2 separate regions of the Homo sapiens genome follow, and region 2 is linked to region 1. Evidence: chromatin loops called from intact Hi-C (ENCODE). Cell type or tissue: heart left ventricle. All regions are shown on one strand. Links, peaks and the distances in the headings refer to the core of each region. The heading gives the core; the rest is flanking DNA.

The links. A loop is a pair of places that touch in the nucleus more often than their neighbours do. Peaks named below come from ENCODE experiments on the same cell type or tissue, not always from the same donor. Only the 100,000 strongest peaks of a DNase experiment are listed, where the experiment ranks them.
Region 2: it touches region 1 in a loop (3-fold over the local background); 3 of 110 quality-filtered maps call a loop at or near these places.

Annotation. Positions count from the first base shown.
Region 1 is chr16:9,483,913-9,499,746 of GRCh38, reverse strand. The region is part of intron 1 of LOC101927026 (a long non-coding RNA gene); the gene reads right to left. Among named protein-coding and RNA genes, the nearest start is that of LINC01195, 36 kb to the right of the region's middle. In heart left ventricle, for the core only: no CTCF peak of the experiment used is centred there; a DNase peak (open chromatin) is centred at 9,706.
Region 2 is chr16:9,364,931-9,380,764 of GRCh38, reverse strand. The region is part of intron 1 of LINC02177 (long intergenic non-protein coding RNA 2177); the gene reads right to left. Among named protein-coding and RNA genes, the nearest start is that of LINC02177, 17 kb to the right of the region's middle. In heart left ventricle, for the core only: a CTCF peak has its summit at 7,669; a DNase peak (open chromatin) is centred at 10,364; H3K27ac peaks cover 644 bases.

The DNA.
Region 1 (15,834 bases), core at 4,980-12,979:
ATCTTGGCACTATTGACACTTGGAGCCAGATAATACTTGTTTTCGGGGGGCCTGTCCTATGCATTGTAATTTGTTTAGCAGTATCCCTAGTGCCTATTCATTGGGTGTCAATAGCACTTATCCACCCACCCCCAGTCATGTCAACCAAAAAAGTCTCCAGAAATTGCCAAATATCTGGGGTGGAGGGAGGTGGGAATCACCCTTGACTTCGAACCACTGGCTAATTGGGTTCTTAGAAAAATTAACCAAGTTAATATTATATGTTGTAAATCATTTAGAAGAGTGTCTGGCACATCAAAAGAGCTTGCTAAATGTTAGTTATTATTGCCATGTCTCTGTCCATGTCCCAGACCATTCCTTCTCACACATTTCACACCCATTGATATGGCTTGGCTATGTCTCCATCCAAATCTCACCTTGAATTGTAATAATCCCTGTGTCTCAAGGGCAGGACCAGGTGGAGATAATTGAATCATGGGGGTGGTTCCCCCATACTGTTCTCGTGGTAGTGACTAAGTCTCACAAGATCTGATGGTTTTATAAAGGGGAGTTCCCCTGCACAAGCTCTTTGCTTGCCACCATGGAAGACGGGCACCTTTGCTTCTCCTTTGCTTTCCCCCACGATTGCGAGGTCTCCCCAGCCATGTGAAATTGTGAGTCCATTAAACCTTTTTCCTTTAGAAATTGCCCAGTTTTGGGGTATGTCTTTATTAGCAGCATGAGAACAGACTAAGACACCCATATTTATGGTACACATTGCTAATCAATGGTAACTCTGTTCCTGACACCCTTGGGTATGATCTGTAAATCCTTCTCAACACAGCAGCCATCTTTCAAGATCCGGATGCTCTTTGGGAATTCTTCGAGACCTAGGAGCTGAACCTGACACCAAGAAGCAGCTCTGGGCACTTACTTTATTCCAACCTCAGGATAGCCCTATGAAGTCTCTATACCCACTTAGCAGTTGAAGAAACTGAGCCTTAGCAAGGCTTGGCCTAAGGTCATGTGGCTACTAAATGACAGCAGCAGACGTAAACCCCAAAGCCCATTTTTTGGCTATCCCCAAAGCTAGATATCAAATCCCCAAGAGTCTGATTTCACAGCTCATATTCTTAAGAATGACTCTGGATAGTTAATGCAGGATTCTCCAGTTGGGCTGCACTGGTGAACCACCTCTCCAAGGAAAAGGTAAAAGCCCTAATGTGTAGCGTTTGCCAATTCCCACAGTGTAAATACTCTCACTATAGCTGATTTGAAACTAGGGATGATTTTAAAACTGACTCACAAAATTCCTAATGATGTAACAATTGGTTTTTGAAGGCTGGTGCAAGCAGTTTCCAGTGCATCCGAGTGGCTTCCAGTCCATTTTGGAACAAGGCAGTGTATCAATAAATAAGTAAATCCCAGGAAATCTTAAGATAGCAAAAGCAACAGATGAACTAGCTAAGGCAGAGACTGTTTCACTTTCCATCCCTAAAGTTTGATGTACATGCACACACAAACTCATGTTTGGGTTTGAATTCTACAGCTGGGCTTACATAACCTAACACAGTAAATGCTAGATACAATGTCCAGAAAATTCGTTCAGGCTGACATTAACTTTATAGCCTCACTAATTGCCCATGAGTTCTTTTTTGGAAAAAAAAAAAAATCCTCCCTCCTTAGGCTGATTGTTTCTAGCAAACAACTCAGGAATAAATATTAGCAGCAGGATGGAAAGTCTAGACCAATGTAGTATTTGCAGACGATTTCCCCTCCAGAGACACACAGCAAGATGTGCTTCAATTAGCCAATGTAGCTCCAGGCCAGCACAGGCAGCATCGGGGATCCATCTCACTGGGCTATGTGGAAGATGTGCAGCTCTTATATAGTTAGTATAGAAGTTCTAAGCTTAGTTAACATAATGAGCATTAACTGTGTGCTCGTTCTGCTCCTAAGCAAGCAGAGGCTTTCCCCAGTCTTTCTCTTCAACTCAGTTCCCCACCCAGAAGGCAAAGATGAATGATTCCATCTTGTCCCTGTCAGGCAGCTTTTCTTCCATCCTGGCGCACCCCCAAAAGCTCTGTCAACACTCAAGCAAATATGCTCGACCGTTTTGCCATCTCTAATGCTGGGCAGAAACACATCTGAGCAGCTTTTGTGACCCAGGTTGCATTCTGGAAAGCGAAGATGGCTTCCCTGGAAAACACTTCTAGAAAGCCTAGGGCTTAACACCAAAACACCACCATTTCCCATAAGGTCATCAGACCAGCTTAGTTTTGTACAATGCCACAGATCTTTGTTTCTCAATTATCCCCAGCAATCCCCTTCATAAAAAAAAAAAAAAAAAATTAGCCACAAGCACCAAGAGGATTCACTGGAGTTTAATATTCTGAATGCAAAGGATACTTAATTTTTTTTATAGATTCTGCCACTAGGTCTTCATCAAACAAGAATTCTCCAGGACATGGGTGATGTATAGATTACATAAAAACAACCAGGAAGAGGGGTAAGAACATGGATTTTAGAGTCAGACACAAGCCTGGGTTCAAATTCTGCCATGTGCGTGCTCTATGTCCTTGAAAAGTTACTTAAACTCTATGTGCCTCAATTTCCTGATCTGTAAGATGGAGACAGTAATATTAACTTCATAGGGTTCCTGTAACTAGACACATAAAACAATAGGAGTAGATGTTTCTAGCCCACCTGGAGGCATCTGGTGAGTACACTCCACTAGGGATTAGAAATCATCTAATTTTCTAATTAGGGATTAGAATCTTTTAAATAAAACAGGGATTCATTTGAAGTCACAGAGGTCTGGAGACAGACTTTCCTTTTGTTCCATTCTAATGACTTCAGAATGTCTCTAATAATCTTCACTATTCTTTCTGTCTGTACTATTTTATGGCCCTGATAAGGACCTAGTTTGCTTCCTGGTTTATAAAAGACTTTTTTTTAAATGGGATCTTCAAAACCAGATGCTTCTCCTGGCCCCGGAAGAATAGAAACCATTAGGAATGGTTCTGTCCACCATGGATGACATAAAGAAAATATGACTCTGCTGAGAATGACCCCAAATCCTCCCGATGTTGTGCTTGTATAGGGAAGTGGCTTCTAAATCCATGTAAGCCTGACTCAAAATGTTCTTTAAGACACTATCTAAGCTATCAAGAGGTTCTCTGCAGAGACTCAATGAGGATATTAAAGCTCTCAAGGGTATCGTGAAACTGCTCTGTCTCGGCCTTTTCAAAGTTTCTAAGGAACCCTTGGAGAACAACTCTATAAAAAGGAAAGGTATTGGCTTATCAAAGTCTGAGAGCTGGCAACCTTACACCCCATGAGCCTCACATTTATTATCTTACTCTCATCCTTTCTGGTTTCTAATCAATTAATTTATGTGAAATCTCCCCTATAAAGCTTTGTCAAGAACTACTCCTTAGCTCTTCTTGCTGGGATACAGAGGATGGAGTGGTTGTAGGTCTGGTTCCAGGCACTGAGAGTGGCTAGGATCAGAAACCTCTATAGGCTGGTTCACCTTGGCTCCATGAGAGGGCTTTGGGAAAAACGATGCACATGGGAAAATATAAGAGCTAAGTATCCAGAGATGTAGCATTGGAAGCCCGTGGAGCTAGAGGCCATTATCCTTAGCAAACTAATGCAGGAACAGAAAACCAAATACCACATGTTCTCACTTCTAAGTGGGAAGTGAATGATAAGAACGCATGCACACATAAAGGGGAACAACCCACACCAGAGCCTGCCAAAGAGGGAGGAGGAGGAGGAGGGAGAGGATCAGGAAGAAGAACTAAGGGGTACTAGGCTTAATACCTGGGTGATGAAATAATCTGTATATAAAAAAAAACAACAACCCATGACACAAGTTTACCTATGTAACAAACCTGCACATGTACCCCTGAACTTGAAATAAGAATTTTTTAAAAAATAAAGGCTAAATAAAATAAAAGATTCGAAGCCCAGGTCTACGGGGCCATGAATTAGGACACCATCACTAACTCTGAACCTAAAAGACTCTTCCTTTCCCCCTGTATTAGCCAGGACTCTCCAGAGAAACAAAACCAATACAATACAGAGAGATATAAAAGGAGATTTATTATGGGAATTGTCTCACACAATTATGGAAGCCAAGAAGTCCCACGATCGTCCATCTGCAAGCTAGAAAATTCAGTCCAAGTCTGAAGGGCCGAGAACCAGGAGGGGGCTGTTGGTGTGAGTCTGAGTCTGAAGGCCCAAGAACCAGGAGCTCTGATGTCCAAGAGTAGGAGAAGATGGATGTCCCAGCTCAAGAAGAGAGAGAGAATTCACCCTTCCTCTGCCTTTTTGCTCTATCAGTACCCTCATTGGACTGAATGGTGCCCATCACATCATTCAGGGCAAGTGTTCTTTACTCCGTTTACTGATTCAGATGCTAACCTCTTGCAGAAACACCCTCTGGGACACACTCAGAAATAGTGTTTTACCAGCTATCTAGGCATCCCTTAGCACAGTGAATTGACATAAAAAATTAACCACCACACACCCTCTGCATTGACCCTTTGGAAATCTCATCCCAGAGAAATAAAAACATGAAGAGATACAGTATCTTACATAAAATATTTTTAAAATCATCATGTAAAGGCCAGAGATGACCTGATCACTGTTATTTAAAGAGTGGAAACATGAATATGGAATGAAATTTACATGAGAGGAAGACGTTAGTTTGACACTGGAGAGAAGAATATAACAAAGTGGTCCAAAAGAGAATTTAGGGTTTATGTACCTATTAATTCATGCAAAAAAAAAAAATATTCACTGAGTACCAGCCATGTGTCAGACAAAGTTCTGGATGCTGGGGACATACCAGTGAGCGAAAACGGGTGTATTTCCATGGTCCCACTCTCCTTCTTTTGTCTCTTTTTTCCTTCCTTCCTTAATCAAAACATTAGTGCTTACTAGTGCCAAGAACTGTGCAGATACTGAGGCTCCAGAAAATAGTCAACAAATAGATGAACAATTGCTCATCAGTATGAAGAATAGCTAACCTGAGGGGAATGAGAGATCAAAGACTACACATTGGGTGCAGTATATACTGTTCGGGTGATGGGTGCACCACAATCTCAGCGATCACCACTAAAGAACTTATACATGTAACCAAACACTACCTGTTTCCCAAAAACCTACTGAAAAAAAAAATACTAAAACAAATAAATAAATAAATAAAGACTTAGCATGACAACAAAGAAAAAAAGAAAATAGCTAACCTGTATAGAGTACTTTCTATTGGCCAAACACCCTGGATTAAGTCAATGAATGTCAATGAATCCTCACAACAAACTCTCTTTGTTTTTAGAACGATTATCTTTATCTCACAGGTGAGGAAGTTGAGGCTCAGACAGTCTAGGGAACTTGCAATATCACGGAGCAAGGAAGTAGTGGAGCTAGACATCAAATCCACAGTCTGATTCGAAGTTCATATTCTTAAACATGACTTTGGATGGTTAAAGCATGTATATTCTATAGTGGAGGTGTGCTTGTAAACCAGCTCTCTAAGAAAGAAAAAAATAAAGCACCAGTTTGTAACATTTTCCATTGCCTTTGGTGTAAATAGTCCCACTGTGGTTAGTTTGACGTTACCAATGGTATAACAACTAATTCACAAAATTTCTGAAAATTTAATAATTGGTTTTGCTAACGGGTGCAAATCAGGCTTCAGCATATGACTAAGTACAAATTGCTGGTGGATACAGAGAAGAAACTCACCTAACTCACCTTTAGGAATTTTGCTGTAGAATTAAAGATGAATGAGCCATAAGCTCCTTTCCCATAGGCCCCTGGAGTAGCCCATTTCCCTTTACCCTCGCTGAGCCCACCCCAATTTTTAGAACTGGTTGTTCAGCATTTCCTTGGATTCTCTAAAACGCAATATCCTTCCAACAATATCCTTCCAACAATATCCTTCCAATAAATTGCTTCTTGACCAAGCTGAGTCAAAATGAGCTTTGTTATTGAAAGGCAAAAGATTCTTAATAACTAATGCAGAGGGACGTCTCCATTGGAATCAGGAAAATATTATTCAGCAGAGCAGCAGCAACGTGTTGATGTCAATTAAATGCAGCTTCGATAGACAGACATGCTCTTCTGAAAATGCAGGGACCTGTACTCTCAGAACAATAGAAATTTTCAATCTACCAAAGGGAAGTCTAGCAACAACATTCCTGGGTGGACTTAAGCATGTGTTTATACACCATTAGCTACTTGGCAGAGTGACTGAGAGAACGCTGTGACCGTAAATAACATAAACTGAGGTTAGAAAAGCTGGGGGCAATGGAAGAGATCAGTGATGACGATTTATTATCCCTGAAATTATAACAGAAGCCCATAATAAAATGTAGTTCAATTTTAAAGGGAAAAGACTTACAAACAACATTTTAGAAATTCAGCTAGAGAGTAAAGCCATAAATAAGTATCTTTTCTGAGGTCTACCTGAACTTGCAGTCAGGTGGATATGAGCCTGAATCTCAGCTCTTTCCTAGCTCCGTGACCTTAAGCAAGTACCAGCCATGTGCCAGATACATCTTGAAGCTAGCTTTAGGCTCCTCTTCTGTAACCTGAGATAAATAATTCAGGGTGACTCTGAGAAGTAAATGTAGAATGCGTGGATCCTATAGTGGCATCCTGGCTCACCACTAATATTCAAAAGATGATAGTTAATGTTGAAATTGTCCCTATATACTGCATAAAAGTCTATCAGTAAAGAAGAAAGGGAGAAAAACAAAAACAAACCAAGTTTGCAGTACACGCAGCATTCATCATTAGGTCAGCTTGCTCGCTCATAGCTGTTTGGTGTCTATTGTTTTAGAATCATGCGCACCCTCTTATAAGATTATAGTTCCCCTTAACTGCTCTAGAGATAATAACTTGAACATTATAAAATATTCAGTTTTTCAATTGAGATATTCTTTTAGGTCCTACATATCAGTGAAACTATTGACATCATCTGGTCTGAAGGCCTCCATGAGAAACTGACTCATCAAGAAATGCGGTTTCCAAGTCCTGATGATTTCATACTCCTTACCCCAACCAACCAATGACCCAAATTTCCAGCCCCTTGCCCTCCATGATCCCCTTAAAAACCCTAGCCCAGAACTCCTTGGGGAGATGGATTTCAGAGTCTCCTCCAATTTCCTCACTCAGTGCCTTTCTCTGCTGTAAACCCTGCTGTGTCACTGTATTGGTCTGTTAAATTGCAGTGAGGATATGCATCTGTTGGTCCTATAACAATATTGTCAACAGTGACGATGATGACAGTGATGATGATTACAGCTCAAGTCTTGTCCCATCTAGAACCTCTTCCTGACGTCTCTATCCCTGATCAATTTTTCTAACCTTTGGGGATAGCTCTGATGTAGTTCTCATCAATTACCTGTATCTATAGTTACCTATAATTATCTCATCAATGATCTATAGTTAAGTAGATAATTACCTGTTTTACTCAAGAGTAAGAACTGTGTTTCAATTAGCTTCTGTGTTTCATGTAATAGTGAAAGTACAAGATTTGCAGTGCAATTGTATTTCAGAGAAGTTCGATCATTTTCTTAAGGTTACATAGCTTATAACTGTAAGAGTTCACTAAGCTAAAATATAGGTCTGTGCTATTCCACAGCCCAAGCATTTTACTTCTACTTCACCTCTCCTCCCTAGTAGGTACTTATCTGTTAATTAAGCTTAGTGCTCTGCTCTTGGGACCCACTCGTTGTTGTTGTTGTCACCAATATTCTTGTTGTTGTTGTTTTTCCAAATTCCATGTTGATCTGTGTGATAAGGGTCTTTTGACTGATCACAGCTCAAATCAATGTCAAGTACACACAGAGGATGGATTCTTGCCCTTCTCTGAGCCCTAGCATTACAGATTCAGTGTAGCAGGACTGAACCAGAAACTGTTTGGCAATGCCTAATCTGTTGCATTTGGCACCAAAGATGATGGTGGATAAAACTCTTGATGGCATCATCCTTGCCTGGTTGCACGTAGTAAGGAATTAGAAGTCCCCTAGCGTTTGTGTCCAAGCTAATTTAGACTTGTTTTCCTTACTAAAACTCATGGAGGTTTGACCTACTCATATGATAGATGCACATGCCCTCCACAGTCTCCTTGCAAATAAGGATCGCCGTAAAGGATACCTAGAAAAACTGCTGCTCCTCCAGGGTCTGTGTACTCTGAGCATTTTGCCTTCAATGTGAGCCTAGGGTCAAGGGCTCTTGATATAGGTTGCTAGGATTCTAGTTCTAGTTTTACCACCTGCAAGCTGTGTGAACTTGAAATAGTTAATCTCTCTGTGCCCTTTTCCTTTATGTACATAATAAGGATTATATCCCTCAAACATAGCCTGTTGTAAGGAGTTAATGGGATGCCATGTGTAATATAGCTAACAGCCTTGGCTCCCAGGCAGTCAATGCTCCCCTGAGCTCATCACCAAGGGAAGGACCTTGAAAAATGTCACTAGGAAGGACCAAGAAAAATGTGCAACTCAGGTTGGCCTCTGTGAGGGTAAAAGAAACTCAGATGATCTCAGCCCTTCCATTTCTGCTTCCTTCCTTCACCTATCACGCACCCCTGAAAATTTTCATGCTGCCGTCACCACACTCCGGGAAAAACACACATGCTCTGGAGTCAGAGCTCTGAATTCAGAGACCTGTGTCTCCAAAGACTGGCTGTATCCCACTGCAAATTATTTCTTCCATTTCAGCGTTTCCACAGTGTGAATGATAATGTAAACTAAGTAAAACAAAAATGCCTTGCCATGAAAATCACAGAATCCATGCTGTTATTTTCTCAGATATTTTAGTCTTACATAAAGGAAGGGTTGTTTTTCTGTTGTTTTTGCAAAAGTCTTCTCTCTCCGTCTGTCTGTTTCTGCCTCTCTGTTTTTCTCTGTGTGCATGTCAACTATCTCAGACTCTTTCTACACACTTCTTTAAATTCTTTGTATTTTTCTCACTCTCCCATGTCTCACACTGTCTCTTTCTGTAAATCACTCTCTCTCTCTCTCTCTCTCCCTTTCTCTCTCTGTGTATGTGCGTGTCAATTCTCTCAACCTCTTTCTTTATAATTCTCTTACCCACTCTGACTCCCAACCATAGTCATTTAAAGTGTATCCTCTAAATTCATCTGCCTGAATTTGCAGACTGGCTCCATACTTGAAGAACTGTGTGAACTTGGGTAATTTATTTAGTCTCTCTGAGCTTGTTTTTACACTTTGAAAGTAAGGAAAATAACAAAGTTTCTACTGCACAGGGTCATCATGAAGAAGAAATACAATAATGCGGCCAGAGCCCCGACCATCATACCTGGCAAAGAGCATGCATTTAACAAATATTCGCTGTTGTGATTATCTGTTTCTCCTCTCTCCTTGATCCATTTATCCTTGTGTCTATTTCAGGTGCATTCTCTTCCTTTATCTTGCTCTGTTTTCTGGCTCTCTCCCTCTCTCCTTTCTTCCCTCCCTCCTTCTCTCTCCTCCTCCCTCTCTGAACAGAGATCCACTGCTGCTCATTTCCTAAATTTGTTTAGCCACATCAATCTCTTGGTCAGGTGCAGATGTCAAGCTGCCCACACACAAAATAAAAAGCTACACTTGTGGTGCCAAGGAGGTATGGGCGGCTTGGGAGCCCTTACCAAGTTTCTCAGGAGATGGCCCAGGGGTTCCATGACGACAGGGCCAGCGCTGGCAATGTTTTCCTATGCCATGGTAACCACCCACCGTGCGTCACTGCAAGACAAACGGTGCCTCTCAGTAAGCAGAGAGATTAACAGCGTAGAATGTGGAGTATGAGCTCTTCAAAGGGAGCAGAATGTTCAACTGTAATTCATCTGAACTCCCATTTTTAACTCAAAACACAAATTCAGTTGCCAATAGAAGTCTATAAAGAATTAATTAGGGAACTTCACAAACAGTCAAAACTCATAAATTTATCACTGACAAAAAGAATCATTTCCTCTGTCAGACGTGAAGTATGGTTGTCAGAAAACGGAAACAAAAAAGAAAAAAACACTCAAAGAAGCAGGCCTGCTGTCTCATTTCTTTTCTCTAATTTGAAGAGAGAAGATAGTTTAGCACTTGGAGGATTCAGAAACTGACAATGCTCCCAGACCCTAAGCTCCATGAGGCTAAAGGCGGCCATGTCTGCAGTGTTCATTGCCAGAACTCCATTCTGTGGCTTGGTGCCTGGTACAGACGAGGAGTTGAAAATATTTATTGAATTGACTAAAATTTAAAAGGAGGCAATGGGAAGGGATAAAATTGATGGTCCAGACTTCTGACATTAAATCTGGCTTCCCTCCATTGCTCTGTCCTACTTCCTGTGAAACAGGAAGTGACACAGTGGCATCATCCCCCTGTCTGAGAATTCCTGACTACTGTGACCCCATTATTACTCTAACAACCCCCATAGTAAGAGCATGGCTTTGGAACATCAACAGGCCCAGCTCTATCCTAACTTCTATTAGTCTCAGTTTTTTCATGTGTAAAATGAAGCTAATTCTTTCATTGACGTCACACAATTTATGGAGATTAAGTGATAAATGCATTTGAAGATAAATATTAGCTACTAGTATCATTACTATAAGGAGTAAAGAGGACCATATTAGTTTGCTAGGGCCGCCATAACAAAATACCTCAGAGTGGGTGGCTTAAACAACTGAAAATTATTTTCCAACAGTTTTGGAGGCTGGAAGTCCAAGATGAAGGTGTCCGCAGCATTGGTTTCATTAGGAGGTCTCTCTCCTTGGCTTCTGGATGGCCATCTTCTTGCTGTATCCTCACATGATCTTTCCTCCGTGCACACACACCCCTGGTGTATCTCTATGTCCAGATTTCCTCTTCTCATAAGGATGCTAGTCACATTGGATTAGAACCCACCCCAACAGCCATGATATTAACTTAATCGTCTCTTTAAAGACCCTATCTCCAAAAAGTTACATTCTGTAGTGCTGTGGGTTAGGGCTTCAACATATGAACTTTGCGGGGACAAAACCCAGCCCATAGCAGGGACCTTAAGTATAATCATACTTCTCAATAGTTTAAGAGAAAACAAAAATTTGCCTTCCGACTGGCACTGAGCTGAGTTCACCCTTGTAAATCCTCAAGCTAAAAAATATTTTTCAAATCTGACCTGCCAGCATGCAAAGATCTAGCCAGCATACCAGCGATATAGGACTAATGCATGCAGCACAGGACACCTCAGCCAAGGCTCTTGCCCTCTCTAGTCCTAATCTAGGAGGAATAGGTTGGACCATGGGGTCCCTAAGATTTCATCTGCTATAATTCTAGCTATATGATTGCTCAGATGCTGAAAGGATCTGCAAAGGCTTGTACAGAAAGTATGAGTTCATATAAAAAATAAGAGTGTTCCCACCTCTATATTGAAAGTTTAGCTTCTGGAGCTCTCCACTGTAGTAAGCATGTGGTAGAGGACACTAAACTTTGGGAGAAAAATGGGAAAAAGCTCAGGGAATCAAGGTTAGGAGCAAACTCATGAAGGGCTTTATCATAGTAACGCCTCCAGCTTGCCTGGCATCCAAAAGATGGGTCCAATTATTACCAGAAAGAAAACCTAACACTGAATCTTGACCACTCATGAAGTGCAGCAGGTAGTGCAAATAATTCCCTTCAAAATGCATTTCAACCTAATCAGGGTCCACCTCTGGGAGTCGTCCCTGGGAGTCGTCCCTGGGAGTCTTTCCTTTCTCCAGCCTCTTGCCTCTTTCTCCTCTCCTTACCCTCATACCCTTGGTATTTTCTATTTCTCTGCCAGGGTCTGGCTCTATCAATGAAGAAACTCCTTACAGCCCTTGGCTCCTGAACATCACCTCTGATTCCTTCCTCTTTTGTAGGAAAAAGCATCAAGCTCTTCACTTTCCTCGGGTGAGAGATGGCAGAGTGCAGTGGTTAAGACAGGCATTCTGGAGCCAGTCTCATTAGTTTTGAATTCCTGATCTCCCACCGATCAGCTGGATCTGTTACTGGGAAAGTTACTTAACCTCTCTATGCCTCCATTCGTTTATCTGTGAAGTGGGAATTGCAATTGTTTCTCCCTACTGGGGCTGTTAGGAGGGTTAAATGAGCTAACATGCATAAAGTGTGAGGACAGTGCCTGTACACAGTAGGTGCAACACATGTTAACTGCTTTTCCTGAGAGGTGAGCATTCATACTAGTGGCTGAGGTTGGGCAGAACAATTTACTGGGGTGCATAAAGAAAATATCTGTTATCATTATCTTTTTAATGTCTATTTTAATATGTGTTTTATAAGATACACAATATACAAACACAATAGTATGTGTTGACAACTTAAAAATAAGTAAACATATATATTGCGTGGAAATGTTCGAAAAATTCTAATTCAGTGCACAACCAAAAAAGTTTAGAGGCCATTGATCTATAGCCAACCAACCCTTACTTTTTAGAAAAAAAAATGTAATTTGCACAATAGTATTTTTCAGAACACACCCTTTTCCTGTTAATACTGACTTTTTCTCTGAGTGTAATGTAGTTGTCACTGTTCTACTAATGAAACCTCAGTCTCTTTATTCTGTCTTACTAAAGACTGCCAGTCTGCCAATAATAGAGAAGGGAATCTCATCCAGCTACTATACATGTTTACACTCACCTAAACACAACAATAAAGACAGCATCGAGAGATAGAATGAAAGAGTATCAGGGACTGTCAGCACATAATAAATCAGTAATTATAGCTACTATACAACTCATTTCCATTTGCTATTTCTTATTCATTAGTCCTCACTTCGAAAATCCTGGTTTTCCATGATTGTCATTTCACTTCAATTTCATTTCATTTTCAATTTCTTTCACTGTGCATTTTCAGGGAGGGGCTGCATTTCTCCATGTCTACCTTTTTAAAATTATAATGCCCACTGCATTTCTGATTTTAGATATAGACTTCCAACTCTTGGACCCACTGTGGTCTGAGACATTCAGTGAAATCTGGATACCTGCATTGGAAATAACTTTGGGCAACCTTGTTTCAACCCTTTTGGTGTCACTAGTAGGAATTTCTTCAGTCCCATTGGCAATACCCAGAATTTTGTAATCTCAACTTTCTCCATGTAAGTTTGTACCAAAGCCACCTGCCTCTTAAACATCTGCCTTTCTTATACTGACTAGAATTATCTGAAAATAAAGGACGGCTCACCGTCCTGAGAATAGGTGATGAGCTTCCTACCTCTAAAGCAGCACTTCTCAATTTTGGCACTATTGACACTTGGGGCTCGATAATGCCTTGTCACGACGGGTCACCCTGTGCATTGTGGGGTGATTAGCAGCACCCCTCGTCTCAACCTACCAGATGCCAGTAGCAACTCTCCCCAGGTCGCGACAACCAAAAATGTCGCCAGATATCACCACGTGTCTCCTGAGGGGCAAAATCATCTCTGGTTGGGAATCCTGTTTCAGAAGTAGTCAAGAAGAACAACAATACCCCCTTCAAGGGGGTTACAGCAGGAAGATTCCTGTGCTGGGTGGGAGCTTGAACCAGATTTTAAACTCCATGGAAATTCTACAGTGCTACAATAGCATAAAATGGTTTTTATGTCAGTGGTGTTGATGGGGTGAAGCAGAGAGAGGAATGGGGCAGGAATGGGGGAAATTTAGAATCTGGGTCCAATGGACTTGGGGTCCACTCCGAGATCATCTGAGAGTGTTCCCACTATCTCTCTCCCTCCCACAGCCAATCCCTGCAGGGGGGCAGTAGATGAAGCAGGAGAGGTGAGATGCTCACTCAGGAGTTAGGAGATTTATACCAACAGACAATGCTTTCAGAATGTGGTGAGTCTTCCAAGTTTGTTTGTTTGTTTTCCAGACAGAGTCTCACTTTGTCACCCAGGCTAGAGTGCAGTGGCACGATCTTGGCTCACTGCAACCTCTGCCTCCCGGTTCAAGCTATTCTCATGCCTCAATCTCCCAAGTAGCTGGGATGACAGGTGCCGTCCCACCACATCCAGCTAATTTTTGTATTTTTAGTAGAGATGGGGTTTCACCATGTTGACCAGGCTGGTCTCCAACTCCTGACCTCAAGTGATCTGCCCGCCTCGGCCTTCCAAAGTGCTGGGATTACAGGAATGAGCCACCACACCCAGCTGAGCCTTCCAAGTTTTACACCATATCCCCAGCAGCTCTGTGCTCCCACATCCCTAAGTACCAAGAGTAACCTCCTTGCTGCAGTGCTCGAGGGATCTCAGGAGATGTGGGAAAGGGGGACTGCCATAGCATCACCGTACTTCTTCCCTGAGACCCCCACAGCCAGCACAATCCTCATGGACATTCACATTCCAAGATCAAGGGTGCAGACTGACACACTTCATCATTTTCATATGAAATGATTTGCAGTCTCAGAGGCACAGACTGACGGCAAAGCTATCATAAACCCCTCCTGATTTATTTCTCTTATTATTAAATAACCATCTCACTGGAGCCTGGGGACTTTGTGTTTCTTTAGGCCAGCCCCAAGCTCTGAAATGGACACAGCCTAGATAATTAGAACTCCCCTTAAGGACCTCATTCCGCCTACCTCCCCGAAAAGTTTGTCGTTGCATTTCTTGACCTTCCCATGTGAACAGCGCTTGTGTTTAGCTGGGCCATATTTCAATTTGATTGTCTTGCCCACGACACACTGACTGTCTCACATGCTGGAAACAGAATGAATTAGAAGAAGTTTCCTGTTCTGCCTCATGGAGTCTTTTCTTTCCCTTATGCTATGTTTAGCCTTTGTGTGGGCACTTGGCTGATGCCAGATACAACTTATTGCTTTAATTCCTGTTTTGATGAGACACTCTGTTTGCTGAGGGTGAACCTCAAGGGTGAAAGAACTTGCTGAAGTATTTCTTCCGTCATCTACCTCATCTCCTGTGGACTGGTAAAGTTTCTTCCATTTGGGAAAAGAGAGTGTCTTCTTTCAAACACAGAGGAAGTATACTTTATTGGAAGGATTACAATAAAGGAATTCACTGGAAGAATTGCAGATAAAGGAATTCTGGCTGCCTGTCCTGCAGTTGTGCTTTCTATTTAAGCAACATCTACTGCACACCTGCTGAGTACCACATTTCGTGCCAGGCAAGGGTGACACAGCTGTGGCTAAGTCACAGTCCCTGCCCTTGAGGAATTCGAGAGCCTAATGTGGAAGCAAACTGGTAAATAGGTATTAAAATATGATGTGGTAATAAGAACAAAAGCAATGAAAAGCAAGCATCTCTCGTTTTCTGGGGCACTTACTATGTGTCAAGTTCTATGGTAAAAAAAAAAAAAAAAAAAGAAGGAATGGAGTCCAGGCTCTGAAGCCAAGCTGCCCCAGTTTGAATACCATTGTGGGCACTGACGAACGATATAAACTTGGAGAAGTCACTTTCTCTCTCCTGGCTTGTAGATGTGGTGTTTTGAACCAGTCATGTAACCTCTCTGAGCCTCAATTTTTTCATCTGTAGAATGGGAGCAATTGTATTCCTTACCTCTTAGGACTGTGTTCAGGATAAAATGAAATAAGATGTATAATGCGATAAATACTCCACAAAGTCTCGCTATTACTATCTCTATAATCCATGAGGCCAGTCGTATTATTCTCATTTTAAAGATCAAGAAAATAAGGCTCAGATACATTGTATGAGTTGCCCAAGATTTTACACATAGTAAGTGGCAATCCTGCAATTTGAACCCAGGTCTGTATGATGATGCCACAGCCAGGGTTTGAACTAGAGTTCAGTAGGAAGAAACTAATGTTTTTGAGGATCGTAAGGACAGAGAATTTGAGGGGACAGCTTGATCCTCTATCCGGGGTCCTATGACGTGAAGAC
Region 2 (15,834 bases), core at 3,177-11,176, 120 kb after region 1:
GGCCCTCACCAGACCCTGCACCTGCCAGTGTCTTGATCTTGGACTTCCCAGCCTCCAGAACCATGAGCAACAAATTTGTGTTGTGGATAAGCCACCTAGGGTATGGTATTTTTGTTATCACAGCCTGAATGGACTAAGACACGGGTATAGATGGTACGAGGCAGACAGTTATGGCTCATTTGGGACACCAGACTTCTTAGGATATAAGGAGATGATCATAGTCAACAGAGGGGGCTCCTTCATTCCTTGGTTTTTTTCTTTCCTTCTCCAAAGAATGTAGACTCCATAAGACAAAGACTTGGTCTGTTCTGTCTGCTGCCATCTCTGGCAAGTGGCATCAAACAGAAGCTCAAATATTTTCTGAGCCAATGTTTGAATGACTCCATTCAGCAATAAACAGGGAGTAACAGAATTAAAGAAGGCTAGATTATGCAGGATTGCACAGGTGTAGTTTGAACGTACCCACTGCATACATCTCCTCCCAGTCTTACTAAAAGGATGTTGCATGGGGAAAGGTATGGGAAACGGGAGAGGATTTAGGAAATGATTGTGATTTTAAAATGTGTAGTCTTTGGGCACAGTGGCTCACACCTACAATCCCAGCACTTTGGGAGGCTGAAGCAGGCGGATCACCTGAGGTCAGGAGTTCAAGATCAACCTGGCCAACATGGCAAAACCCTCTCTCTACTAAAAATTCAAAAATTAGCCGGGCATGTTGGCAGGCGCCTGTGATCCCAGCTACTCAGGAGGCTGAGGCAGGGAGAACTGCCTGAATCCAAGAGGCAGAGGTTGCAGTGAGCCGAGATCGCACCACTGTACTCCAGCCTCGGTGACAGAGCAAGAATTTGTCTCAAAAAAAAAAAAAAAATTGTAGTCTTTAGACAAGCCTCCCTCTCTCTGTGGTTTAGTCCAGGAACTACTTTGATTCTCTGGGTGAGGGCTTCATCATGTAACCACTTAAAACTCCTAGATTCTACCAGCAAAATAGTCTTCATTTTTTGAGACTCCAGGGTCTTAGAACCAGAGCCATAAGGCAGGATGGACCCTGGTGGCTACAAGCCTGGGTGGGGATTACAGGTGATTTTGCCCATCTTTAATAGGGATAAGCTGCTGAGGCAAGCACATGTTTTCATGTACGTGAGTGCACCAGGCATGGCATTAGCCTGTGAGATTGGTAAGGCTGCCCTGTTCACACTCTTATGTCCCCTGAGTGCCTAGCACTGAGCATACAGTAGGTGCTCAATGGATACTTGTGGAATGCACGTGTTCCCGGTTGTATGGTGTCCCTCAGAAAGATATATTGAAGCCCTAACACCCAGGACTTGTGAATATGACCTTATTTGGAAATAGGCTTTTTGCAAATGACATCAAATTAAGATAAGGTCATTGGGGTGAGCTCTAATCTGATAGGACGGTGTCCCTAGGAAAATGCAAAATTTGGACACAGACACAAACACCCAATAATCACACCATGGTGGAGACTGGAGTGACGCATCCTTAAGCCAAGGAACACCAAGGATTGCCTGCAACACCAAAACTAAGAGGAAGGCACAGGACCAATTCTCCCCTACGGCCTTCAGAAAGAACATGGCCTTGCCCAACCCTTCTTTTGAACTTCTGGCCTCCCAAGCTGTGAGCAAATACATTTCCGATGATGCAAGCCACCCAGTTTGTGGTCATTGTTACAGCAGCCCTGGGAAACAAATGCAGGATGTTAGTATGACCTCATTGTTCGGATTTCTGTGTGAGCTACCCCTCAGCTGCTCCAAATGACCCACACAAACACTAGAACACAAACATGCAGTTCCTTGACTCCTCACCCCATCTCCCGCACAACCTTGAAACCAAATTCCTGACACCAAAGCTAATTTTACCTTTCAACCTGCATGCAGCTATTTTTATTCCAACCTCCAATCTCGGTTCTGTTGAGCTCCAATTAACAAGGTGGCTGAGGTCTTCCTGAAAGTCTCCACAGACCTGCATAATTCATCTCCTGTGTTCTCGAAGCCAGCATTAAACAAAGGAGGGGACTCCAGCTCCAGACCAGACTCTAGTCTGGCGGTTCCCCAGGTGGGGCCAGGGACGATTTGCACCAGCAGCAACTGGGGCACTGGTCAAAACTGGAGATCCCTAAAAGGATAGCCTGAACCAGTCTAGGGGGAGAGGTCAGGCACCTGCATTTTCAGCAGGTGTACCAGGATATTCTGGTGTTTGCTAAAGCACTACCTTGTTAACTCTTTATCCACAGAGTTTCCCAAGCATGAGGGTCTGGGTTCCAGCCATAGCTAATGAACCTGTGGAAGAGAGAATTCTCCCTATTTTATTTTTCCTCTTCCCAGTTGTCCTGGAGTGGGCACTGGGGTTGGCTGTTCTCAGGCGCATCTTGGAATTTCTCAGCCTAGTTTACATGGGGAAGATAGAGGCCTATTCAGATGAGGTAGAGGGGGTGAGAGTGGGTGAACTGAGGCAAGACATCTTCAGTTCCTTCCCAGCTTCCCTTCAAGGGGTAGGGTCTCTGACCCCAAAAGAATGCCTCTGCCCCATCCTTACAATCATCCCCTAAGTCTGCTTTTCAGACCTGGCTGATTCTTTGATGAGAGTTCTCAGCATTTGTCTTCATTTTTGTTTTTGTGTTGGTGTTATCTCAATGCTGCCAGTACTACCTGAGGCAGGAAAACCCACCCTACCCCTAAGTAAATCCATTCATTTAGCAAATATTCAGTGAAAACTGAATATATGCTAGGGGCCTGGCTCACACCCATAGCCCCAATACTCTGGGAGACCAAGGTGGAAAGATCGCTTGCGTCCGGGGGTTTGAGACCAGCCTTGGCAACACAACAAGACACTGTCTCTACAGAAAAAGTTAAAATTAGCTGGATGTGGTTACTCATGCCTATAATCCCAGCTACTTGGGAGGCTAAGGTGAGAAAATCACTTGAGACCAGGAAGTTGAGGCTGCAGTGAGCCATGTTCACACCCCTACACTCTAGTCTGGGCAACAGAGCAAGACCCTGTCTCAAAAAAAAAAAGAAAAGAAAAGAAAAGATGCTAGAGGCTGTGCTAAATACAGAAGTGAACAAGACAGACCAAGCCCCAGTTATAAGGCCTTTGCTTCAGTAGGAAAGAAAGACAGTAAACAACCAATAGCACGACATGATATGGCTTGATTTCAGAGAGCGGTCAGGGCTGAGGGTGGTGGTGTGGGGTCATGGAAGGGCCAGTTGAGATAAGCTGGCCAGCAGGGTCTCTCTGAGAAAGTGACAGACACCAGAGACCTGGATGAGTTGAGGGATGGGCCATGGGACTACCAGGTTGAAGAGAATTCCTGCACCAGGGAGCAGCTAATATGCGGCCCAGGTCATCAGGGTCCCGGGCATGTTTATAGACCAGCAAGGAGGCCAGTGTGGCTGGTCTGGAAGGGGAAGATAGGGAGGGAGAGGAGGGGAAAGCTAGTGGGAGGTAGGGTCAGAGACAGGCAAGGTCAGACCATGTAGGGACGTGCAGTTGTCCAGGTCAGAGATCATCTCAGGCTAGGCTAGGATGGAAGTCCCAGAGAGGCAGCAGAGTGGATGGATTCAGGATGAGTGTGGAGTTGGCAGGACGCATGGATGGATTAGATGTGGGAGGAGGGAGAAGGAAAGAGGAAGCTATTTTAGTTCCTAGACACTGACAGGATATTGCATAATATAAAAGAATCATTCACTTTTTAGAGGTGGTAATGGTATTGCCATTGGTTATTTCTTAATTGTCCTCACCTTGTAGAGATACATGCCAAAACTTTAAAAAATGAAATGGCCAGGCATGGTGCCACCTGCCTCTAATCCCAGCTACTCGGGAGGCCAAAGTGGGAGGATTGCTTGGGCCCAAGAGTGTGAAACCAGCATGGGCAATACAGTGAGACCCTGTCTCTAAAAAATATTTAAAAATTAGCTGGGTATGGTGGTGCACACCTGTAATCCCAGCTACTTTGGAGGCTGGGGCAGCAGGATTGCTTGGATCCCAGAATTTGAGGTTGTAGTTAGCTATGATCATGCCATTGCCTTCCAGCCAGGGTGACAGATCAAGGTCCTGTCCCTTACGAAAAATAAATAAATAAAAAATAATAAAGTCACCCAATTATTTAACATTAATAAACGCATGAGGGCTGGGCACAGTGCCTCGCACCTGTAATAATCTCAGCACTTCAGGAGTTTGAGGCGGGAGGAGTGCTCGAGTTTGAGACCAGCCTGGGTAACAAAATGAGACCCCCCATCTCTACGAAAAATCAAAATTAGCCAGGCATGATGATGCGTGCCTAGAGTCCTAGCTACTCAGGAGACTGAGGCGGGAGGATCACTTGAACCCAGGAGGTCAAGGCTGCAGTGAGCCATGATCATGCCACTCTACCCCAGCCTGGATGACAGTGAGAACTTGTCTCTAAATAACTATAAATAAAATGAAATTATATAATTCTGGCATTTATCTAAAATAGTATGGGAGGGGAAGCCTTTTGGGAGCTGGAAATGAAAAAAGAATTGGCCACACGTTGATCACTGTTGAGGGTGAGTGATGGGTCCATGGGTTTTCATTGCACCATTCACTCCAAGGTTGTATTAATCTACGATTAAAATTCTCCTTAACAAACATTAAAAGAAGGCACCATTTCCAGGGTGCAGAAGCCTGAGAAAGGGGCAGGTCTAGGATGACAGATAGAGAGCTTCCTATAGATGTCGAAACTGGACTCTACTGTTCACAAGAGCCAAGATGTGGAATCAACCTAGGTGTCCAACAATAGATGAATGAATAAAGCAAATGGGGTACCTATACACAATGGAATACTACTGAGCCATAAAAATGGAGAAAATCCTGTCATTCATGGCAGCATGGATGAAACTGGAGGATATTATGCTAAGTGAAATAAGCCAGGCACAGAAAGTTAAATACTACACATTCCCACTCATATGTTAAAGCTAACAAGGCTGATGTCATAAAAGTAAAGAGTAGGGCAGAGGATACTAGAAGCTGGGAAGAGTAGGGAAAGAGGAGGAATAGGGAGAGATTTATTAAAGGAGATTTATTAAAAATTCCATCTAGAAGGGAGCAGTAGGTCCTAGTGTTCTATAGCACTGTATGATGACTATAACATAAGTTCCAAATAGCTAGGATGATATTGAACTTTCCCAACACAAAGAAATGATAAATGCTTGAGATGATGGATATACTAGTTCCCCTGATGTAATCATTATACATTATATACATCAAAACATCACTGTGTGCCCCACAAATATGTATAGTTATAATGTGCCAACTTAAACAATTAATACAGAAAAATTAGCCAGGCATGGTGGTGCATGCCTGTAGTCTCAGCTACTTGGGGGGCTGAGGAAGAAGGATTGCTCAAGCCCAGAAGGTCGAGGGTGCACTGAGCCAAGATCAAGCCACTGCACTCCAGCCTGGGTGACAAAGTGAGACCCTGTCTCAAAAAAAGAAAAAAAAAAAAGATAAAAAATTAAATTAAAATTTTAAGCTCCAGACTCTGGGTTCAGACCTGAGACATCACAGAGAGGGTTATACACCTCCGCTACTCTCATTGGAGGCTTCACTGTCACCTCCCTCTTTTAACCTCCTGCTCAGAGGTTTCATTATTTGCCCCCTTCCTCACACACCCCACCCTGGAACCAGCTACATAATTTATGGGACCCAGTGCAAAGTGAAAATGCAGGACCCTTTCGCAAAAATTACTACAAATTTCAAGATGGCCTTTGCAGAGCATTCAACCAAGCTGGGGCCTTTCTGAGCATGGGTATTTGTGCAAGCGACCCAGCCCCATACCTGCGATGACACAAGTCCTGCCCCACCATGCAAAGATTGGAGAAATCATTCACAGGTGCTCATCTAAGAAGCACTGGCATCTCTGGCCACCACAACTGAATGACTTCCTTTCTTCACCCATTTATTCAGCAAGCATTTTTGGTGTATCTGTTACAGGACATTATGCTGGGGAAGGGGGTTACAGCAGGGTCTCCCAATCTCCACACTGTGAACATCTGGGGCCAGATCATTGTGGTCCTGTGCGGTCCTATACACTGTATTTAGCAGCAGCTCTGCCTCATCTCACCAGATGCCAGGAGCACCTATTCCCCCAAAATATCTTCAGACACTGCCAAATATTCCCTGGCAGGCAAAGTTGCCCTCTGCTGAGAACCACTGGACTACAGTGATACAAGGAAATTTGGAGGCACTCCTAGTAAGCTTTTCCTTTGTAGAACCTATCACATTCATAGTTTTAATTACTTTTTACTTGTTTGTTTAATGCTGGCTCCTCCAAATAGGCTGCAGTTTTCACGAAAACAGAGACAACCTCCCATCTCCGTTTTGTTATCAGCTGCATCTCTAGCCCCCAGCACAGTACCCAGGAATGGTAGGAGCTCAACAAATACTTGTTGAAGGCATGCATGTTGGAGGAGACAGGCAAATGGCAGACGGAAACAGTGGAGTGACTCAACGTGGAAAAAGAAAATACACAGATGCGTGTACAAGGAAAGCATGCATCACAGAGGAGGAAGAGATTAACTATCAGGGAGAGGAGACTCCGGGAAGTCTACACGAGAGACTCAGCAAATATTTAAAGGACAAATAGGGATCTGTCTGGTGGACTGATAGGGCTGTGCATTCAGACAGCAGCACCACCATCCATCCACAAAGGCACCAAGAGAAACAAGGCTGCTCTCAGGAACACAACGATTATGATGGTGCAAGTGAGTGAGCTGGAGGCGTAGGTATGGTCCAGTCCCTGGGCCTGGATGCCCATTACACTATTAAACAAATGGACAACAAGTAATTAAAAATATGAGTGTGATAGGTTCTAGACGCTTTACCCAGGCGGCACTGAGTATCCGCTGAAGGGTTTTAAGCAGCCGCCTGGTTTGGCGGGCTCTCTGTTTGTAGATAGTCGTGTGCAGAATAGATTGAAGAAGACAATCTGTAAGCAAGCAGGCATCATAGCAGGGGCACCTCTGCCTTTGCTCCCTCCTGGACCATGAGGTGTGGCACTGCCCTGGCATTAACCAATCTCCTGCAGTCACTCATCTGTGTTACCAACTGCCCTAGTCAGCTCAAGCTGCTATAATAAAACACCATGAATGTGTGGCTTAAACAACAGGCACTTATTGTGAAGGGCAGGAAGTCCAAGATCAGGAAGCCAGGAGGATTGGGTTTTGATAAAGACTCTCTTCCTGGCTTGCAGACAGCCGCCTTCTTGCTGTGTCCTCACGTGGTGGAGACAGAGGAAGAGTCTGTCTCTTTTCCTCTTCTTATGAAAACACTAATCCCGCCCCCCCCACCATGGGGGCCCCACACTCATGACCTCATCTAAACCTTATCACCTCCCATAGGCCCAACCTCCTAACAACATCACACTGGGGGTTAGGGCTTCAACCTATGAATTTTGGGAAGACACAGACTTTCAGTCCATAACACCAGGTCTCCTGAAAGTCCCCGGGCCTGAACACCTGAAAGTGCCTTGTGAATTATTCAAAGCACTAATTTGGGACTGAGTGTCTTCTCGCATGTTTCCTCTTTGAAAATCAGAGCTGACAGTAACTCACGCACAGAGGTGCTATGGAGACAGCAAGGCTTGAGGGGGCCCTCTGCAGACAGACTCTGCCATGGGCCACACTCCAGCTGTGTAGCTTCGAGCAAGTAACTTCATGGCTCTCAATTCATTCTCCTCATCTAAAGATCGGGGGGAAGGATAGTACTTGTGTCGTGAGATTGATGTGAAGGTTAAAATTAAGAGTTAACCTATAAAACATCCCTCAGCAGTGTCACTGTGACATAGTGTCAATAGCCAGCCTGTTTGTGGTCCATTTATCTCTCACTCACCCCCTCTACAGCCATCAATCATACCAAATTAGAGAATGTATTTTGAAAACTCCATACTGAGTGCCAGAGCAGGGAGCATGTTGGTCACCAGGTTAAAGGCTCAGGACTCAGGCTTTTTTTTTTTTTTTTTTTTTTTTTTTTTTTTTTAACAGGATCTCACTCCAGTTGATCAGGCTGGAGTGCAGTGGCACAATTTCAGTTTACTGCAGTCTTGCCCTCCTGAGCTCACGCAATTCTCCCACCTCAGCCTCCTGAGAAGCTGGGATTACAGGCGCACACCACCACGCCTGACTAATTTTTTGTATTTTTAGTAGAGACAGGATTTCGCCATGTTGCCCAGCTTGAATTCCTGGACTCAGGAGTTCAAGTGTGCCTACCTCAGCCTCCCAAATTGCTGGAATTACAGGTGTGAGTCACCGCGTCCAGCTTTATGCAATTTTATATTGAGCCTTGACAGAAAGAGTACTCCATAGGGCAATGGCTCTTAACTGCAGGTGATTTTTGCAGCATCTGAACATTTGGCAATGTGTGGGGGCATTTTTGATTGTCACAGCTGAGGGGGTGCTACTGGCATCTAATAGATAGGTTCTACAGAAGCTGCTGAACATCCTGCAATGCATGGGACAGCCCCCTACAACAAGGAACTGTCCAGCACAAAATGTCAATAGTGCTCAGATTGAGAAACCCTGATCTAGACACTGCTAGATCTTGGTAGAATGAACACAGACTTTTTGGAGTCAGGTAAACCTAGACTTAAATTCCCATCATGCCACTTACTAGCTTATGGCCTTAGACAAATCACTTAACATCTCAAAGATGACACCTTCCCAGAGTATGTTGCTCAGGATTAGAAGAAGCAAAACATCAGCACCTAGAAAAATGACTAGCACATGGCACATGCCCCAGACATTTGTGATTGCCACCCAACAGCCATTCTCGAACTGCCTTACTGCTCTGGACACTGACATGAAAGACGTGATGACGGTGCAGCAGCAGCTATTTTGGCTCCGAGAGGGAGAAGGCAAAAAAGGCTAAGAGAGGCTGATGCGGAGCCCAGGCGCCATGGAATCAACCCTGGATCCAACTCCTCTCGAGTTCTGTTACGTGAGAAATAATGTGTCATTAGTTAAGCTGCTTTTAATTTCTTTTACAGCACACTTTTTAATTTTTTATCTATTTATTTTCAATAGTTCTTGGGGTACAAGTGGTTTTTGGTTACATAAATGAATTATATAGTGATGAATTCTGAGATTTTAGTGCACTCATCACACAAGTAGTGTACATTGTACCTAACGTGTAGGTTTTTTCCATCCCTGGCCCCCCTACACTCTCACACTTTAAAGTCCCTGAAGTCCATTATACCACTCTGTATGCCTCTGCGTACTCATAGCTCAACCTCCCGCTTTTAGTGAGAACATGCGGTTTTTGGTTTTCTACTCCTGTGTTACTTCACTTAGAATAATGGCCTCCAGATCCATCCAAGTCGCTGCAAAAGACATGATTTCATTCCTTTTAATGGCTGAGTCATATTCCGTGGTGTATATATACCACGTTTTTCTTTAGCCACTCAATCCATGGGCACTTGGGTTGGTTCCGCATCTTTGCAATTGTAAATTACGCTGCTGTAAACACACATGTGCAAGTGTCTTCTTCATATAATGACTTCGTCAAGCTGCTTTTAGTTGGTATCTCTTATTGACACCTTCACTCATTCGAATCACTACCATACAAACTCAATAAATGTTTATAGATCAATAAATGGTTTTATATGTCTGGTATATAGTAGGTGTTTTAAGCAGTGGTTGAGGTATCCTGGCCAGGCAAGAAATAACTTTTTTTTTTTTTTTTTTTTTGAGACAGAGTTTCACTCTTGTTGCCCAGTCTGGAATGCAATGGCACCGTCTCAGCTCACTGCAACCTCTGCTTCCTGGGTTCAAGTGATTCTCCTGCCTCAGCCTCCCAAGTAGCTGGGATTACAGACACCCACCACCACACCCAGCTAATTTTTGTATTTTTAATAGAGACAGGGTTTCACCATGTTGGCCAGGCTGGTCTCAAACTCCTGACCTCAGGTGATCCGCCTGCCTCAGCCTCCTAAAGTGCTGGGATTACAGGCATGAGCCACCATGCCAGGCCAAGAAATAACTTTTGGTTGCACATTGCTAGTTGCCATTGGATGTCAGACACATTTCAGAATCCGTATGATCCGATAAGTGGGCAGAGAAAACAGGTTTAAGGAGACAGGGAACAGCAAGAAGGAGAGGTTGTCAGTCTGTGGTTTTCTATAAATGGATTATTCTTCCCCACCCACATCTTACAAGCCACAGTGACCATTCTGTGTCTAACAAGCAGTCTGTCATTTGGGGAAGAGGGATTACAACCCTCTCTTTCCTTGTAACAGCTGTGATAATGCAGCCCAACTGCCCGCTTAGGTGGCAATCAGTCATTCGAGGTCATGGAGGCCCTGCACGGAGCCACTTGTGAAGAAGCTGTCGGACAAGGAGACCTGGAAGAAAATGTGTGATAGCAAAGTGTCAGGCAGCGATGTGACAGCTGGCTTCGTTTCCCCCAGAGAGCTATTGTCATGGAAAGCTCTGCTCAGCCCTGAAACAAGATAACTTCATCAAGTCAGAACTGCTGGGAGAAGTGCTTTTGGCTTGAAGCAACCTATCTGAGAAAAGGCGGCAAAGAGGTGGGAGCGGTCGGAGGAGTGACCACAGGGATTTGACTGGGAGTTTCCTTTATAACAAACCTTGTTAAAGTGAGAGGGAGGGAGTAGCATGGAATAAGGGTTGGCTAGGGGCCAGGCAATCATTTACCTCTGTTATTCTTACAACCTCCATTTGTCCAGTGCAATACTTCATAGTTGCCAGACACTGAGATCAACACTTTACAGAAACCCTCTGTATTGGTTTGCTGGAGTTTTGTAACAAGGTGGCTCAAACAACAGAAATTTATTCTCTCCCAGCTGTGGAGGTCAGAAGTTGAAAATCAAGGTGTCAGCAGGGGTGATTCCTTCTGAGGGCTATGGGGGAGACTCCACTCTGTTCCAGGCCTCTCTCCTTGGCTTGTAGATTGCTGTCTTCTCCCTGGATCTCTTCACTTCCTTCTGTGCATGTCTCTGTATCCAAATTTCCACTTCTTATAAAAGCACCAGTCTTACTGATTAAAGCCCACCCAAATGGCCTCAACTTAACTTCATTACTTCTGTGAAGACAAGATCTCCAGTAAGGTCCTATTTCCAGGGGTTAGAACATCAGTAGATGCATCTGGAGATGATACAATTCAACTCACAACACCCTCTTATTCAATGCTTACAACGTCGGTAAGAGGAAAGGCCTACAAGAGTCATTTAATCCCTTTGGGAGGCCAAGGCAGGCGGATCACGAGGTCAGGAGATCGAGACCATCCTGGCTAACACAGTGAAACCCCGTCTCTACTAAAAATACAAAAACAAAATTAGCCAGGTGTGGTGGCGGGCACCTGTAGTCCCAGCTACTTGGGAGGCTGAGGCAGCAGAATGGCGTGAACCTGGGAGGCGGAGCTTGCAGTGAGCCGAGATCCTGCCACTGAACTCCAGCGTGGCAGCCTGGGCGACAGAGCGAGACGCCGTCTCAAAAAAAAAAAAAAAAAGTCATTTAAGAGAAAGACCTATCAAAGTCATTTAAGGGAAAGGAAACAGACTCAGAGGGGCTGTGACACTGGCCTGACATCATGCCAGCCTCCTTTCCTATTTGCATACAATGGGTGCTACAATTATGTCATCATGCACTACACACATCCCACTAAAGTGTGAGTCCCATGAGGGAAGAGATTTTATCCCTTTTGTTCACTGATGTTTCTCTAACACCCTGCACAGTGCCTGACACATTTAGAAAGGACCCAACGAGTATTTGTTGAACAATGAATGAATGAATGCAGGATTCATTGACCAGTTCTAGGAGCTTTTTGGATGAGTGTTTGGGATTTTCTAGGTACACAATCATATCATCAGCGAGCAGCGGCAATTTGACTTCCTCTTTACCGATTTGGATTGTTTATAGCAGCACAATTTGCAATTGCAAAAATACAAAACCAGTCCAAATGCCCATCAATCAACAAGTAAATAAAGAAAATGTGATATATATATATCACATTTATATATATATAAACACACACATATATATACATGTATATATACACACATGTATACATATATACACACACATATATACATATATATATACACACACACACATATATATATACACACAAACACACCATGAAATACTACTCGGCCATAAAAAGAAAAGGAAATAATGGCATTTGCAGCAACCTGGATGGAACTGGAGACTATTATTCTAAGTGAAGAAACTCAGGAATGGAAAATCAAATTTTGTGTGTTCTCATTCATATGTGGGAGCTAAGCTATAAGGACAAAAAGGCATAAGAATGATAGATTGGACTTTGGGAACTCAGGGGAAAGGGTCGGGGGTGCTGAGGGATAAAAGACTACACATTGGGTACAGTGTACACTGCTTGAGCGATGCGTGCACCAAAGTCTCAGAAATCACCACTAAAGAACTTATTCGACGGGCACGGTGGTTCATGCCTGTAATCCCAGCACTTTGGGAGGCCGAGGCTTGCAGATCCAGCCTGGCCAACATGGTGAAACTCCATCTTTACTAAAGATACAAAAATTAGCCGGGCATGGTGGTGGCCGCCTGTAGTCCCAGCTACTGGGGAGGTTGAGGCAAGAAAATCACTTGAACCCGGGAGATGGAGGTTGCAGTGAGCCAAGATCGTGCCGCTGTACTCTAGCCTGGGCAACAAGAGTAAGATTCCATCTCAAAAAATGAAAGAAGTTATTCATGTAAATTCATGTAACCAGACACTACCTGTTCCCCCAAAAACCTACTGAAATTAAAAACATATAAACAAATAAATAAATATATAAATATATAAATAAAAATAAAAGAACGTGGGTAGCAAACTATAGCATGGAGATTCAGTCTTACTTGTCTGACTCATAGTAAATGAGTAAATGCTCATAGCTGTCATAAAGCCTGCCTCCCTCCCCCTTACTCCCCACCACAGCAGCGTTCACATCTCACCAGCAAGGAAACTGAGACTCAGAGATGATTCCTGATTTGCTGGGATCACACAGCTAAGTCACATCTTGAGGTTAAACACAACTCCATCATCAACTTCCGTGCAGAATAATTTTAAGCGAGGAGTCATGAACACAAATGCTCTTGAGAGCCAAGCAGCTGACATAAATGCATAACCAGGGCTGAGACAATATGGAGTGGTGGGGACTGGGGCAACCTAGAAAGACAAGTTTCAGCTGAAAGAGATAGCTGCTTGTTTGAGGGAAATTTACAGCCTTCTCCCAGATAGATCTCAATTTAATTCATAGGTAATTTTATGAGGCATTTTGTAAAAAGCCTCATGATGTGTAGCTCCAAAAGGTACAGGTTAGTCAAGGGATTTTTCAATAATGTCCCTTTTGTTCTCTACTAAAGACAGTGTTATTCTGTAATTAAACAGGTTTTTGTTACACTGGGTTATCAGCCTACTGCAGTGAGATCTTCCTCCCTAAGGTGCTTTAGAGGTCTGAGATGAATAGGAGACCGCACAGCTGCACTCCTACCTCATCCTAGGGAGCAGCATGAAGAAACAGGTTTATCTGTGTGGTAGACAGAATAATGTCCCCAAAGATGTTCACTTCCTGATCCCCAGACCCCCTGAATGTGTCACCTTACGTGGCAAAGAGACTTTGTAGATGTGGTTAAGATAAAGATCCTGAGATGGGGAGAGAATCCTGGACTATCCAGGTGGGCCCACTGTGATCACGAGATCTTTACAATGGAGAGGGGAGGCAAGATGGTCCAAGTCTGAGTGAGAAGCACTCCACCTGCATTGCTGGCCTTGGAGATGGAAGGAGAGCCAAGGAATTCAGGCAGCGTCTAGAAGCCAGAAAAGCTGAGGCCACAGACCCTCCCTGGAGCCTTCAGAAGGAGCCCAACCCTGCCAACAGCTTAACTTTAGCCCAGTGAGTCCCATTTTGGATGCCTGCCTCTCCAGAGTTGTGAGATAACAAATCTATATTGTTTTAAGCCACTAAGATTGTGGTGACTTGTTACAGCACCAACAGGAAACTGATACAAGTCTGTAACTGACATCCAGGGACATATCTGAGTCACTCTTTCTCCCTCTGCAATACCCAACTGTCAGTGATGATGTCCCAGGACCACATTTCCTTGTCTCTAAATTCCCCAATTCAGTCCCCCGCTGCCCCCCAAAATGCCCATAGCCCCCAAATCTGCTCTTCCCACAGTCTTCCTCATCTGTTATTTCTCCTCCATCCAGTTATTCGGGCCAAAAGTCTTGCAGTCATTCTCAACTCTTCCTTCTCTCTCTTTGGTATCCCAGGTCCCACGTATCAGCAAGTCAACATCCAGAATCCAACCATGTCTCTCCACCCCCACCTCCACACCTGGTCCAGGCCACCATCACCTCTCACCTGGACACATCACGGTAGCTCCTGACCCATCTTTCCCTTCCATGTGTATCTGTATGTTATTTTACACGCAAAAGACAGAGTGTTAGATTATCTTCTGCTGCTGCCCAACCTTGCCAAGGACCTCACATCACACTCCTCACCACAAGCACCCAGATCCTACTGGACATGGCCCCTGCCCTCTCCTCCCACCTCATGTGCCAGCACCACCCCATTCCTCACCATGCTTTGTGGTCAAGGTTCCTCACGGCCTGCAAATACACCAAGAGCATGCTGACCTCAGGGCCTTCGCACCTGCTGCCTAAACATGCTTTTTTTTTTTTTTTAAGAGATAAGGTATTGCTCTGTCACCCAGGATGGAGTGCAGTGGTTCATTCACAGCTCACTGCAGCCTTGACCTCCTGGCCCCCAGCGATCCTCAGCCTCCTAAAAGCACTGAAATTGCAGGTGTGCACCACCACGCCTGGCTCTACTGCCTAAATACTCATATTCACTCCCTCCAATCAGACCTCTAGCTATAAGTCAGATGCCCTAACCTCTGTATCTAAATCAGGTCTCCCCACCCCATCCTCACCTCTAGTCTTCTTCCCTCTTCCTGTTTTACCTTCTATCCTGGCCCTTCTCTCTCCCTAATTCTGTAGCATATATTTCATACATTTGTTTATCACATCTCCCCTTCCATTCTCTGCCAGAACATAGTTATTACTACAAAGTAATAAGCTTGCAAAATTTCTCATAATAAAGTGCAAGATGCTGAGACTCCAGAACAACCCAGACTGAGCCTCTCCCCCTATTATAACTTACATAAATTATGTCAGAGAACACAGTGTCTGAGCCTTCCTGCACCAGCCTCTCCTGGGGACTGTTTTGGTCCACGCTGTTTGCTCATGGATTAGATCAGCACTGTCACATGGAAGGTGGCCCTGTGCCCTCTTGGCTTCTTCTGCAGGATTGCCCAAGGGTTTCTGGCAACCACAACTCATCTCCAGCTATGCTGGAATATGAACACAAGGTTGCCAGATCTCTGGGTTCTTTTTTTTTTTTTTTAAAGAAGTTGTAGTCTGGATTTTTATGTGGAAGCTTCTAATTTTTAACACTGAGCCTACACTCTGCATAGCAACAATCTGCTAGAGCTGCGAGCTGCTGCCCACTATGAAAAGGGCATGAACTCTTTATGTCACAACAAGCCTCACCCAGAATGTTTCACTTATTTGCCTTACCTGTCTTGCCTGTGACAGCATTTGGCTCCTCAGCCGCTGACTTAAGGATTTTTCATCAATGTTAAGCTAAACACTAGCTAGCAGTGTAAAGTGGAACTGCCAGAAAACTAAAAATAAAAAAATTTTAAAGACTAATGTTACCTCAGGTTGCATCAATAGAGGTGCATTGTTCAAGGGAAAGGAGGTGACATGCCAAGCCTGGTTCCTACTGGTGAGATCACACACCTGCAGTCAAGGCCACCATTTCAA